3 separate regions of the Homo sapiens genome follow, and all the other regions are linked to region 1. A link is a loop called in an ENCODE intact Hi-C map of the cell type or tissue named here. Cell type or tissue: OCI-LY7. All regions are shown on one strand. Region 1 overlaps DLGAP1 (DLG associated protein 1). Region 2 overlaps LPIN2 (lipin 2). Region 3 overlaps MYOM1 (myomesin 1).

Region 1 (2,500 bases):
TACAATCCTTTAGCTAGACACAGGTGCTGATTGGTGCGTTTACAATCCTTTAGCTAGAAAAGTTCTCCAAGTCCCCACTCGACCCAGGAAGTCCAGCTGGCTTCACCTCTCAATTCTTGCAGGGAGCGGTGGCTCATGCCTGTAATCCCAGCACTTTGGGAGGCCGAGGCAGGTGAATCACCTGAGGTCAGGGGTTTGAGACTAGCCTGGCCAACATGGTGAAACTCTGTCTCTACTAAACCCACAAAAATTAGCCAGGCATGGTGGCGCAGGCCTGTAATCCCACCTACTCCAGAGGCTGAGGCAGGAGAATTGCTTGAACCCGGGAGGCAGAGGTTGCAGTGAGCCGAGATTGCACCATTGCACCTGGGCGACAAGAGCGAAACTCCGTCTCAAAATAAAAAGAGAACGTCACTCTTAAACAAATCAGATGTTTCACTTACTGTATAGAAACTGCTCGTTTTCTCTTTTTCTCTTTCTCATTTTCTCTTTCTGTTTTGACCAGGCAAGACAAACATATTGGCTGGTGTTTCACCCTCCTTCAGTCTCACTCTTATGTGTCACACACCTGCTGGTGCTCAGACCTTCTCAGTGGGTTCTAAATCTTTCCTGGCACTGAATTCTGAGAGTAGAACTGAAACCAACCAACCAACAAACAAAATACCCTTAGGAGAGAAGTGTGGGTTTAGGGCTTAGCAAATCTAGGAAAGGGGGATGTTGGGGAAAATGGAAGGATTTCGTTGTATGAGTTTTGGAGTGCAGAAGAATTGGAAAATGAAGAAGGGGAACTATGGGGAAGTGTGAGTTGTGATTTGAATCCCTTTCCTCTCCTTCAAATGGCAATCTTAAGCCGGGCATGGTGGCATGCGCCCGTTGTGCCACCTATTCAGCAGGCAGAGGGGGAGGATCTCTTAAATCTGGGAGTTCAAGGCCAGCGTACACAGCACAGTGAGATCCCGTCTGTAGTTGAAAAAAAAAAAGCAGTCATGAAGATTTGAATTCCTTTTACCTTCCTAGCCCATGACTGGACAGTGCCGCTCACTGCAGTGAAGCCTCATAATAACGAGTAAAGTCCCTCAGCATAACAGCATGGGAGATGGTTCCTGTCCTTAAGTCTCATAATAATGAGTAATGCCCCTCCGTATAACAACATGGGAGATGGTTCCTTTCCTTAAGCCTCATAATAATGAGTAATGTCCCTCCGTATAACAACATGGGAGATGGTTCCTGCCCTCCATTCAGCTCCCTTATTCGAAGTTGGGGGGGATCTCAAAATCTTATCTTCTTTGGGTGTTGGGGGCTGGACCACCCTGTTGGAGAAGCCATGTCTCCAGTATTCTCCCTGTCCAGTCTAACCATGGTAGATGTCAAGCATTACTGGAACTCTGCCAATGTCCCTGTTGAGCAAGGTATCCAGAGTTATCCCTATCGATAGCGAAGATGAGCTGACAACAGCCACCAGGTGGCGTCCAATTGCAGTTGGCCTGGGGAGTGTAGGAGCCGCACTGGAGGCTCAGTCCCCAAGGTCAGTCATGCGTTGGAAACAATGTGAACTAGCCCCTCCCACCCCCACTTATCACATCATGGCAGGATTTTTACTGTATGTCACAGCAAATCAAATGATTCCATATTTGGCTGAATTATCTAGCTTTTTTTTGGAGGGGGACTGTTTGGTTTTGTTTTCTAATTGTGTAGAGATGGGATCTCGTTATCTTGCCCAGGCTGGTCTGCAACTCCTGGACTCAAGCAGTCCTCCCACCATAGTCTCCCAAAACGCTGGGATGACAGGTGTGAACCACTGTGCCTGGCCTCACTGTCCAGTTTGGATTATCCACACTAAAAGAAGAAACCAAGGAGAGCTAACAAGAAGCAATACATAATCCAAAAGATCAGACATTTGATGTTGGAATATGTTATTTAGCTTCTTGAAATATCAGTGGGCGGAATGTCCTGAGAATCCATTTTGAACAAAATAGTGAGTTCACGTTGTAAAGACATGTCTTAGGAGAAGTGGTACAATGCTGTAGTTTCATTCAATTTTAGCAGGGAGAGGTTCTATCCTAATTATGGCTCCCACCCACTCTGGGTCTTCAGCTGAATCACTGAGATGAGCGTTACTCCCAGCAGGACTACCATCACTCATGCCTCTCTGGGAACCAGAGCTCCACCATGGTTTGGATGCAAGAAACTAAATTGAGTGAGGCAAGATATTTACAATGTATATGCACTGGCATTGTTTAGCCAGAGGCTTAGCTGTGGGCTAGTGGGAAGAACCTGAGGCTGGCTGGCTCGCTCCTGACTCTGCACCTTGCAAGCACTGTATTTTCCCTGAGTCGTATTTCCTGTCAGGTGCATTAGCTAAAAAATGAGGAAGTCGACACTTATTGTTGAGCTGCATTCAAATGATAAAGATGGGCCGGGCATGGCATAGTGGCTAATGCCTCTAATCCCAGCACTTTGAGAGGCCAAGATGGGAGGATCGCTTGAAGCCAGGGGTTCA
Region 2 (2,500 bases), 630 kb after region 1:
GAACTCCTTGCAGACCTTTTGATTGTGATTTGAATAGTGAATTGAGGTTGAGGAACAAGAGTAAAACCCTTTTCTGTGCTTTGAACTTTGTAGAACTTGATTGCATGTTCCAGTTAGTTATATTGAGTCATTGAAGGGATTTTTCCGTAGAAGTAATGTTATAAATGGGCTAGGCTCAGGCAGACTTGCCAGAGTTTATTTAATCTAGCATGTGTCCGAACCATACTATTCTGGTAATAATAGTTCCTTACAAAATGTAGCTCTCACTAATTTATTACATTGGTTCTGTTGGAAGATGAATCTCTGGTTTCTCCCGGGGATGATGTTTGTTTTTTCTGTTTGGCTGCTATGGCCAAAGTGGATGCAGTAGCCGCAGGTTCCAAAGGGTCTTGGGCAGGAGGTCAGGGTTCTTTGGTGATTCTGTGCTGATCCTGAACTTTGGGGAAAAAGTCCCTAATGGCAGTCAGTACTATCCAGGTTGCTGAGAAAGGAAAGGGAATGCCTCAGGCCCTGGCTGGAGCAGCCTCTCAGATACAAAGGAGAATAGTCTCGGGAGGTCCGTGTGTGGAAATGCGTAGAAACAATGGTAGCATGAGACTGTTAGGTTGAAAATTAATAAGGCTAATGATATGAAATCTGGCATACAAGTGAGTAGTGTCATTTTTGTTACGACTGTTATTTCTTTGTCAATAGATCACAAATTTAGTGTTAACATCTCATCTAATTTTTGTTTCTTGTAGTCTCAAACCATGAATTATGTGGGACAGCTGGCTGGGCAGGTGATTGTCACTGTGAAGGAACTCTACAAGGGCATTAACCAGGCCACCCTCTCTGGGTGCATTGATGTCATCGTGGTACAGCAGCAGGATGGCAGCTATCAGTGTTCACCTTTTCACGTTCGGTTTGGAAAGCTGGGAGTCCTGAGATCCAAAGAGAAAGTGGTGAGTGTCCTCAAGGAGAGGAAAAGTCATCCTGAGATTCAAAGAGAAAGTGAGTGAGTGTCCTCAAGGAGTAGAAAAGTCATCCTCTATGAATAAATCGCTATTGTGAGTTTTCTAGGCCTTTTTTTTTTTTTAACCTGAATGATGTTGAGACAATGTTACGAGAAGTCAACCTTTATGTATTGCTTTTGAAGTTACTTTGAAAACCACAAAGCTCGACTGCAGAAGTCTCTTCAAGGGAAAGGGAAACTGAAAATTATTATAATAATCTTACATGTTGCAACTCAGAAAAGCAAAACAGAAACTAGATGGGGGAACTTAGACATATTTAGAAAAAGAAAAATTTCCTTTACCTTATATAGTATTTTTAAATACTTAGGCTAATACCTTCATACTAATTGTAAATGGAATAGGTGGGTATAATCAAGAACACACACACACACACACACACACACACACACACACACACACACATTTTTGAGTCGGAGTCTCGCTTTGCTGTCCAGGCTGGAGTACAGCGGTGTGATCTTGGCTCACTGCAACCTCCGCCTCCCAGGTTCAAGCGATTCTCCTGCCTCAGCCTCCCAAGTGCCTGGGATTACAGGCACGTGCAACCATGCCCCCCTAATTTTTTGTATTTTTAGTAGAGACGGGGTTTCACCTTGTTGGCTAGGCTGGTCTCGAACTCCTGACCTCAAGTGATCCACCGGCTTCGGCCTCGGCCTCCCAAAGTTCTGGGATTACAGGTGTAGAGCCACCGCACCTGGCCATATTTTTTTTTTTAAAGGAAATTAATTAATGCCACATTTTGTTTGTTTTGACAAAGCTGTAAAAACTTTTGTAATCTAAATTCTGTTGTTGATACCAGGACTTGTCCCCATATTTGACTGAAATGCTAACCAACAGACCATAGGCTGGTTGACTTTTGTTTGTTTTAGGGAAGATTCATTCAGGAAGAAGATATTTGTGTAGGTTTTTCTTATCCTCTTCAGGTTATGGAGCAGCTGGAAGTTTTGCTAGTATATCTGATGTCAATCAAATTAGAAAACAGAGCTAGTAATAACACTTGGCAGGTACACAGATTTCTCTTTCTATTCTTGCCTCGCAGTATCTACTTAAATAACATAGAAAGGCTTTGTCAACATTTTAAAGCACAACAAAAGAGCCTCACCATTTTCTGGCACAGACCTAAAAGTATGTGGTAGAGGACCACTGGTGTAAGTCGAAAACATTTATTTTCAGCTTTTTGCTATTTTATATAGCTGAGCTTTAAATAGAAATTTCCCTCTATTTAATTAAACTTAAATGTTATTTTGAGAGTGAAAGAAAATGGATTTCACAAAACTAGATATTCTTTTTCTTTTTTTCCTCCAGGAAAAACATCTCATTTCTAGGTATTACAAAATCAGTTTCCACTGGAGAACCACATTTCAGGGTAGCAGGGCTTGTGTGGTCTGGCCTCTGTTCAGAGTCACCCTTTAGAAAGCAAAAGCAGTTGCAGTTTACTTAGGGACTTAGAAACTTTCCATTGCAAAACAGTGTTATTTAGCCATAGTTTA
Region 3 (2,500 bases), 410 kb after region 1:
CTACTCAGCTTGGAATTTCATGTTCTAGAAATAACAAGCTGTGAAGTATATACAGAACAGGCCCCAAATCCTTCTTTTCTTCCCTGACTTAAAGCTAAAGATAGCCAGTCTCAAGTGACTGCAAACCTAAATGCCTCACTGGGTGGAATTCTTTGGAGAATAGAATCAAATACCTTTCTGACTTAATCCTTGACCACCGCTTTAAATGAAGAATTTCTCACATTGGTATCTGGAGCTCCAGAGAAAAGACTACAAGCTCTGCAGTCAAAGTGATGTGTGGTGTGTGTGTATTTTAAACCCATTTCTCTTGCCATGTGGTGATAATAGAAAAGTTGTTAGCTGGGGAAAAGGTATTAGGGTGCTAAATTGAGTAGTAATGGAAAGAAAGGATGGTGAAGCAACTATGGGAGCTGCAAAATAGTTTTTTATTTTATTTTTAAAAATTCATTTTTTACAGTCATGGAGTCTTGCCATGTTACCCAGCTGGTCTCGAACTCCTGGCCTCAAACGATCCTCCTGCTTCAGCCTCCCAAAGTTCTGGGATTACAGGCATGAACTGCCACTGCTGACCTGCAGAATACTTTGTAATGAAAATTTTATAGAGATATGAGCAATACTTTTGATCCGAAGCCGAATTGAGTGTCACTGAGTCATTTGGTCAAACAGCACATGTCACAGCCGTTGGTATCACAGCGCTTTTCTTAGGCAAAGAGGAACCACTGAAAACCCTCCAGCACAAGAAAGAGCAGAGCCAGAGTGAGCTTGAGTCCAGTGTGAAATTACCTAAACCAATTATAGAAGAAGAGCATGCCAATTAACATGTTCTACCCTGTACTTCATCTAAACGGGGAATGCGGGAGATTAGAAGTGGCCAGTGGATTTCTTTTTCCAGGCCATCTCTGATCAGATAGTCCTGTCTGCTCGAGCCATGTTGAGACAGCTGTCTGAAGCTGCTGGCAGGAAATAGCACTGCATCAACTTGCAGGGTCTTCTGTGTTTGGAGAAGGTTATGTTGCTGCACCTGCCACACAGCTGCGATTCTTAAGCCAGTCCCACCCTCTCCATTTCACATCTGAGGGAACTGAGACTGTCAACTTACTTTCTTCGTGTGCATTTATTTAAAATCATCCAACTTTGGGAGGCTGAGGCAGGGGGATCGCTTGAGCCCAGGAATTTGAGACCAACTTGAGCAACATAGTGAGACCTCATCGCTATTTATTTAAAATAAAATCATCCATATCATGACATATATGCTTGTCAGAACTCTGTTCTCTCAGACAAAAAATTATGAAGCTACAATTAATCTATTGCATTACGTGCTAATTCTGTTCAACCAAATTTAACCAATTCTGAGCGCCTGCTGTTTGCCCATGACTCATTCTTCCTCAGGAGTAGGAATAGAAGTAAATGTGGATCAGGCCAGGCACAGTGGCTCATGGCTGTAATCCTAGCATTTTGGGAGGCCGAGGTGGGAGGATTGCTTGAGCCCAGGAGTTTAAGACCAGCATAGGCAACATAGCAAGAGCCTGTCTCTACAAAAAATAGAAAAAATTAGCTGAGTGTGGTGGTGCACACTTGTAGTCCCAGCTACTTGGTAGTCTGAGGTGGGAAGATTGCTCGAGCCTGGGAGGTGGAGGTTGCAGGGAGCTATAATCACACCATTGCACTCCAGCATGGGAGACAGAGCGAGACACTGTCTCAAAAAAAAAAAGTAAATGTGGATCAGACACAATCCCAACCTCAAAGGTTTGGCAACATAATAGAAGAGACACATATCCAACCATAATTTTGATAAATGTTATATTTAGTAACTTGAAGCAAGGAACCCTGATGCAGAGAGGCAGGAACGATTCATACTGTGTCATATTTTAGGGAAGAGTTTATTGAAGAAGTTGCATTTGATCTGAATCTTGAAGGATGAGTTCGGGTTCTGTTATATGGAGGAGAGTGTTTGTTTGTTTTAAGTGTAGAAAATGAATAACGTGCTTTAGGGACGGAGGGGTGTATGTGTATGTGAGAGAGAGAGCTGGGGAAAGGAAGGAGCTGACTGAAGCCAGTATTCTTCCTTCCTCTCCCTTTCCATCATGTTCCCTACTCCCAAACCTCCTTATGATCGTGTCCACAAGTCTGAAGAAATGAAATGCAGACAGAACAATTGGAAAATGGAAGCATCATGTGGGTCAGCAGCCAGGCTGCCGGTTCAAATCCCTCCTCTGCTGTTCCTGGCTGTGTGACTGGGCAAGTTCCTGAAACCCCCATGCCTTGGTTTCTTCATCTGGAAAATGAGGTTAAAAACAGCACTATCTCATACGGTGGTTGTGAGAACTGAACTTACCAATGTATGCATAAAGCGCTTAGAGCATTGCCTGGCTCATAGTCAATTCTCTGTGTCAGCTATGTTAATCAGGGTTATTGACGTCATCTGTGCGTGCGAAGTGGGCTGTCTGAAAGGGAAACAAGTGAAACCCAGTTCCTCTTTTGGGCAGAAAATGGTTTAAGT

What was found. Peaks named below come from ENCODE experiments on the same cell type or tissue, not always from the same donor. Only the 100,000 strongest peaks of a DNase experiment are listed, where the experiment ranks them.
Region 2: a loop joins it to region 1, with 5 times the contacts of the local background. A loop is called at or near these places in 8 of 110 quality-filtered maps.
Region 3: it touches region 1 in a loop (5-fold over the local background); 2 of 110 quality-filtered maps call a loop at or near these places.

What each region holds. Positions count from the first base shown.
Region 1 is chr18:3,584,972-3,587,471 of GRCh38, reverse strand. The region is part of intron 7 of DLGAP1 (DLG associated protein 1); the gene reads left to right. Among named protein-coding and RNA genes, the nearest start is that of DLGAP1-AS1, 7.9 kb to the left of the region's middle. RefSeq lists an enhancer at 365-534. In OCI-LY7, CTCF peaks have their summits at 1,234 and 1,450 (motif pointing right); DNase peaks (open chromatin) are centred at 21, 501, 1,501, 2,361 and 1 weaker place; H3K4me3 peaks cover 2,366 bases; H3K27ac peaks cover 2,500 bases.
Region 2 is chr18:2,959,090-2,961,589 of GRCh38, reverse strand. It overlaps LPIN2 (lipin 2), which reads left to right. Exons shown (of 20, transcript NM_001375808.2): 2 at 741-941. The coding sequence starts at 750. Among named protein-coding and RNA genes, the nearest start is that of LPIN2-AS2, 6.7 kb to the left of the region's middle. RefSeq lists an enhancer at 1,173-1,272. In OCI-LY7, no CTCF peak of the experiment used is centred here; DNase peaks (open chromatin) are centred at 29, 839, 1,159 and 2,429; H3K4me3 peaks cover 2,461 bases; H3K27ac peaks cover 2,500 bases.
Region 3 is chr18:3,178,086-3,180,585 of GRCh38, reverse strand. The region is part of intron 5 of MYOM1 (myomesin 1); the gene reads left to right. Among named protein-coding and RNA genes, the nearest start is that of MYOM1, 41 kb to the left of the region's middle. RefSeq lists an enhancer at 2,257-2,500. In OCI-LY7, no CTCF peak of the experiment used is centred here; DNase peaks (open chromatin) are centred at 985 and 2,435; H3K4me3 peaks cover 1,778 bases; H3K27ac peaks cover 2,500 bases.